Regions from separate parts of the Homo sapiens genome. Here region 2 is linked to region 1. Evidence: read pairs that join two places in POLR2A ChIA-PET (ENCODE). Cell type or tissue: B cell. All regions are shown on one strand.

What was found. ChIA-PET counts read pairs that join two places held together with the same protein. Peaks named below come from ENCODE experiments on the same cell type or tissue, not always from the same donor. Only the 100,000 strongest peaks of a DNase experiment are listed, where the experiment ranks them.
Region 2: POLR2A ChIA-PET joins it to region 1 with 15 read pairs; 2 of 35 experiments call an interaction of 5 or more read pairs at or near these places.

The regions. Positions count from the first base shown.
Region 1 is chr17:50,540,842-50,543,341 of GRCh38, forward strand. EPN3 (epsin 3) reads left to right here. Exons shown (of 10, transcript NM_017957.3): 7 at 1-221; 8 at 388-492; 9 at 623-853; 10 at 1,003-2,500. The coding sequence ends at 1,316. Among named protein-coding and RNA genes, the nearest start is that of SPATA20, 5.1 kb to the right of the region's middle. RefSeq lists a silencer at 1,039-1,478 and an enhancer at 2,215-2,500. In B cell, CTCF peaks have their summits at 1,183 and 1,396; DNase peaks (open chromatin) are centred at 349, 635 and 1,320; H3K4me3 peaks cover 1,410 bases; H3K27ac peaks cover 382 bases; H3K27me3 peaks cover 322 bases.
Region 2 is chr17:50,812,039-50,814,538 of GRCh38, forward strand. No RefSeq gene overlaps it. Among named protein-coding and RNA genes, the nearest start is that of WFIKKN2, 22 kb to the right of the region's middle. In B cell, no CTCF peak of the experiment used is centred here; no DNase peak of the experiment used is centred here.

The sequences.
Region 1 (2,500 bases):
AGACCCCTGGTCTCCGATCCCCTCAGGAACCGTCCTGTCCCGAAGCCAGCCCTGGGATCTGACTCCCATGCTCTCCTCCTCTGAGCCCTGGGGCAGGACCCCAGTGCTGCCTGCTGGGCCCCCCACCACAGACCCCTGGGCCCTGAACTCTCCCCACCACAAACTCCCCAGCACTGGGGCTGACCCTTGGGGAGCCTCCCTGGAGACCTCCGACACACCTGGTAAGAAGAGGGCCAGAGAGTGTGAGTGAGGAGCTGGGGGACTTCCAGGCAGGGCCAAGGGGCAGCAGATACTGTTTGTGTTAGGAGGACAGCTTCTCTGGAAAGGGGTCAGACCAACACCTGCCCTTTTTGTCAACCCATCTCCTCTTCCTCTCTCTCTTCCGAGGTGGTGCCTCGACCTTTGACCCATTTGCCAAACCTCCAGAATCCACAGAGACCAAGGAGGGGCTGGAGCAGGCCCTGCCCTCTGGGAAGCCCAGCAGCCCTGTGGGTGAGCAGGGCAAGGGGATGGTGAGGCTCTGGGGAATGAGGGGCCCACCCCGAGCAGCCTCTGTCCTCTTCCTCCCACGTCGGGCGCCAATCCCTTTCCCCACCAATTAGCTCTAGCATTTCTATTCCAGAGCTGGACCTGTTTGGAGACCCCAGCCCCAGTTCCAAGCAAAATGGCACGAAGGAGCCAGATGCCCTGGACCTGGGCATACTAGGGGAAGCACTAACCCAGCCAAGCAAAGAGGCCCGAGCTTGCCGGACTCCCGAGTCCTTCCTGGGTCCCTCAGCTTCCTCCTTGGTCAACCTTGACTCGTTGGTCAAGGCACCCCAGGTTGCAAAGACCCGGAACCCCTTCCTGACAGGTAAGATATGCCCTTGTCCCTCAACCCAGGGGCTCCTGCTTTCAGAGCCTAGCCTCCGCCGGAGGAGCCCACTCTTCTTCCCAACTTCCACGACCTCCCGGTGTAGGGCTCTGAACCCCGGGTCACTCAAAGCCACTCTCGTTCTGCAGGTCTCAGCGCTCCGTCCCCCACCAACCCGTTCGGCGCGGGCGAGCCGGGCAGGCCGACGCTAAACCAGATGCGCACCGGCTCGCCGGCGCTGGGCCTGGCAGGCGGGCCTGTGGGGGCGCCCCTGGGCTCCATGACCTACAGCGCCTCTCTGCCCCTCCCGCTCAGCAGCGTGCCAGCTGGCTTGACCCTCCCCGCCTCGGTTAGCGTCTTCCCGCAGGCCGGAGCCTTCGCACCGCAGCCGCTGCTGCCCACGCCGAGCTCAGCCGGGCCGCGGCCCCCGCCCCCGCAGACCGGCACCAACCCCTTCCTCTGAGCCCCGCCCCGTCCCATACCGGCCTGCGCCTGCGCCGGACGCTCCGCGGCCCCGCCTCCGGACCCGGGGCTGGGCGGGGCGCCGGTGCTAGTGGAACGCCGAGCCAGTGGCGGCTGGTATCCCGCGGCGGCTCTGGAAGCTGGACGCGGACCACGGCCCGGGAGCTAGAAACTGAACGCCCGCATAATAAAGACTGGAACCCTCGTTCTCAGCTCTCACCAAGTGGACTTTTTGCGGGGTGTGGCGGCCGGGTCTCGACCACAGCGTGGATCACCGGCTGTTTAGGAAACTGCAGCTGCACAACGTGGGGTGCAAAACTGCCCCGCTTCCTTTACAGCTCTTCTCAACCCTCACCTCCATCCCCCGTCACCCAGGCACCTTCGCTTCCAGATGCTGCCAGGCTGTCACTCAATTCGGTCATTTCATTCATTTATCACACATGGGCACTGGGGTTGGGCTAACAGCAAGAGACAATAGGCCTTTGTTCCTATTTATTGGGTACTGCTTACGTGCTAAGCAGATCAGTTTATTTAATGCTTGCAACGACTCTCTGAGGTAGAAAATATTGTTAATTCCGTTCAGGATCCCGGCTACATAATCTGTGGGGCTCAATACAAAATAAAAATGTAGGGGCTCCTTGTTCAAAATCGTATGAAGAATTTCAAAACAGGGACAACAGAGCATGAAACCAAGCGCAAAGCCCACTGCAGTGCGATTGCACAGGTATCTCACCTTGCAGCCGGCACTACTCCCATTTTTCAGGCAAGGAAACCGTGGCTCAGAGAGGTTGAATGGCATGCTCAAAGTCACAAAGCTGGCATGGGGCGGGGCTGGAACTCAAGAGTCAGACAGTCTGGCTCCAAGGCCTGGAGATCCCAGGCTGGGCCCCAGATTTAATTCAGCAAATATTGACTGACTGCTGTGGACAAAGTGCTGGGCTCACCTTGGAGGGATCCAACCTCCAGGAGCTCGAGCGCAGCAGGGTAGACAAGCCAGGGGCACGTGATGCGGCTGTGGCAGAAGCCAAGTGCAGGAGCTCCCAGGCTCCTTTGTTTTACTGAGTCACCTTAAATGTAACTCTGCCCTCTCCCTTGCTTCGCCAAGGCTAGCGAGAAACTCAGTCTTAGCCACACAGGAGGAATCGGACCCCTTCTGGGGGTTTATGTGGAGTCTGGGAAACCAAG
Region 2 (2,500 bases), 270 kb after region 1:
GGACTACAACACATACCACCATGCTTAGCTGATGTTTGATGTTTTTTATTTTTTTGTAGAGACAGGGTCTCATTATGTCGCTGAGGTTGGTCTCAAACTCCTGAGCTCAAGCGATCCTTCTGCCTTGGGATTACAGTGCTGGGATTCCAGGCGTGAGCTGCCGCTCCTGGCCTCAGAGAGAGTTCCTATAGTTCCAGGCATCAGACCCTCAGACTCAGAGGCAAAGTGACACAACTGCCTTATTTTTTGTCTCCTTTTAAAAATGAAGAACAAGACGGCCACAGTGGCTCATGCCAGTAAACCCAGTGCTTTGGGAGGCCAAGACAGGAGGATCTCTTGAGCCCAGAAGTTTGAGACCAGCCTGGGCAACACAGTCCACAAAAAATCGAAATGTTATCTGGGTGTAGTGGTGCGTGCCTATAGTCCTAGCTACTCAGGAGCTGAGATGGGAGGATCACTTGAACCCAAGAGGAGGGAGGAGTGGGGAGTGACAGCTTAATGGGTGCAGGGTTTCCTGGAGGGTGATGGATATGTTTGGAGCCAGGCAGAGGCAGTGGTTGTACAACACTGTGACTGTACGAAATACCATTGAATTCTTCACTTCATTTATTCATTTATTTAGACAGAATCTTGCTCTGTTGCCCAGGCTTGAGTGCAGTGTCATGATCTCGGCTCACTGCAACCTCTGCCTCCTGGGTTCAAGCAATTGTCCTGCCTCAGCCTCCCTAGTAGCTGGGACTACAGGTGCATGCCACCACACCTGGCTAATTTTTGTATTTTTAGTAGAGACGGGGTTTTGCTATGTAGGCCAGGCTGGTCTCGATCTCCTGACCCCAGGTGATCCGCCCACCTTGGCCTCCCAAAGTGCTGGGATTACAGGTGTGAGCCACTCTGCCCGGCCACGAATTGTTCACTTTAAAATGGCTGATTTTACGTTGTGTGAATTTCACCTCAACTAAAACAATTAATTCATTTTTTCTTCTCCAACAAAAATGTGTGGCATTGTGGCCTGTGCTTTGCGTGCTGTTAGCTGTCACAGGACATGCTGATGAGGAAGGTGCATGCGATGCTGGCCCCTGCAGGGCGTATGTTCCAGTGGGAAACAGACAAGAACAAGCAATGGAGCAGTAGGTCTTGGCACAGATGAGGTGGCGAATACATATTTATTAAATAAAATAGAGACAGATATGGGAGCTCATAGGTGGTCAACAACCCAGTCCGAAGGTCGCAGAAGATTTCCTGGAGAAAGTGGTATCTGAACCAAGACCCAGCAGAGGTTAGAAGTCAGTGGCAGGAAAAACCCCCAGGGGTGGGTGAGAGTTTGGCGGATTCCAGGAACTGAAGGATGCCCAGTATGGCGTGGAACTGTGTCCAACAGGGCGAGGGGTGTGACACGGAGCTGGAGAAGTAGGCAGGAACCAGATCAAGAGGACTTTTGAATGATGCTAACTAACGGCTGTTAGTGTAGGCATCCCTTCTGCTGACGGTATGCTCACTCTCATTCCTTTTCTAGTTCCAGCCAGGTAGTAGAAGAATTAGGAAGGGATGAGTCTTGAGTATTTATTATCTTCATGTGAGTAAAATTCATTATAGATGGGTGAATGAGTGGATGGATAGATGATAGATAGATAGGTAGGTAGATGATAGATACATAGATACATAGATAGATGCATAGATATATAGATTAGATAAATACATAGATTAGATAGATGATAGATTAGATAGATAGATGACAGATAATAGGTAGATAATAGATGATAGGTGATAGATTAGATAGATAGATGATGGATAGACAGATGATAGATTAGATAGATAGATAATAGATAGATGATAGATTAGATAGATGAAGTATAGATGACAGATTAGATAGATAGATGATAGATAAGAGACAGATGATAGATAGATTAGATAGATGATGGATAGATAGATGATAGATTAGAATAGATAGATAGATAGATAGATAGATAGATAGATAGATAGATAGAATAACTGCTGCAGCCATGTTGTGACCATGAGGAGAGAGACAAGGCAACATGGCCAGGAGGAGGTGGCAGCTCCCACAGAGAGGCCTGGTCACATCCATCATCTTGGAGCAGATCCCTGGGAGGAGGAGGAGAAGGAAGATGAAGCTAAGAGGCCCTGGGGTTGGTCCTCAGGGGAAGACTATGACTCCTGGTGACAGAGATGCTGGAGCCAGAGGGCAGAGGGATGAGTAGGGGAGCCAATCCCAGACAGGGCAATGGCATAATAAACTAATTCGTAACAAGCAAGACAGAGAGAAGACAGGCAACAGATATTTTAGAGGCACCACCAGTAGGATCTGGTGGCCTCTTGGATAGGGAGGAGGAAGAAAGGAGGATTCATAGATTTTCCTGCAATAAGGAATTTGCTGCTGAGTGCAGTGGTTCATGCCTGTAATCCCAGCACCTTGGGAGGCCAAGGCGGGTGACTCGCTTGGGCCCCAGAGTTTGAAACCAGCATGGACGACCTGGCAAAACCC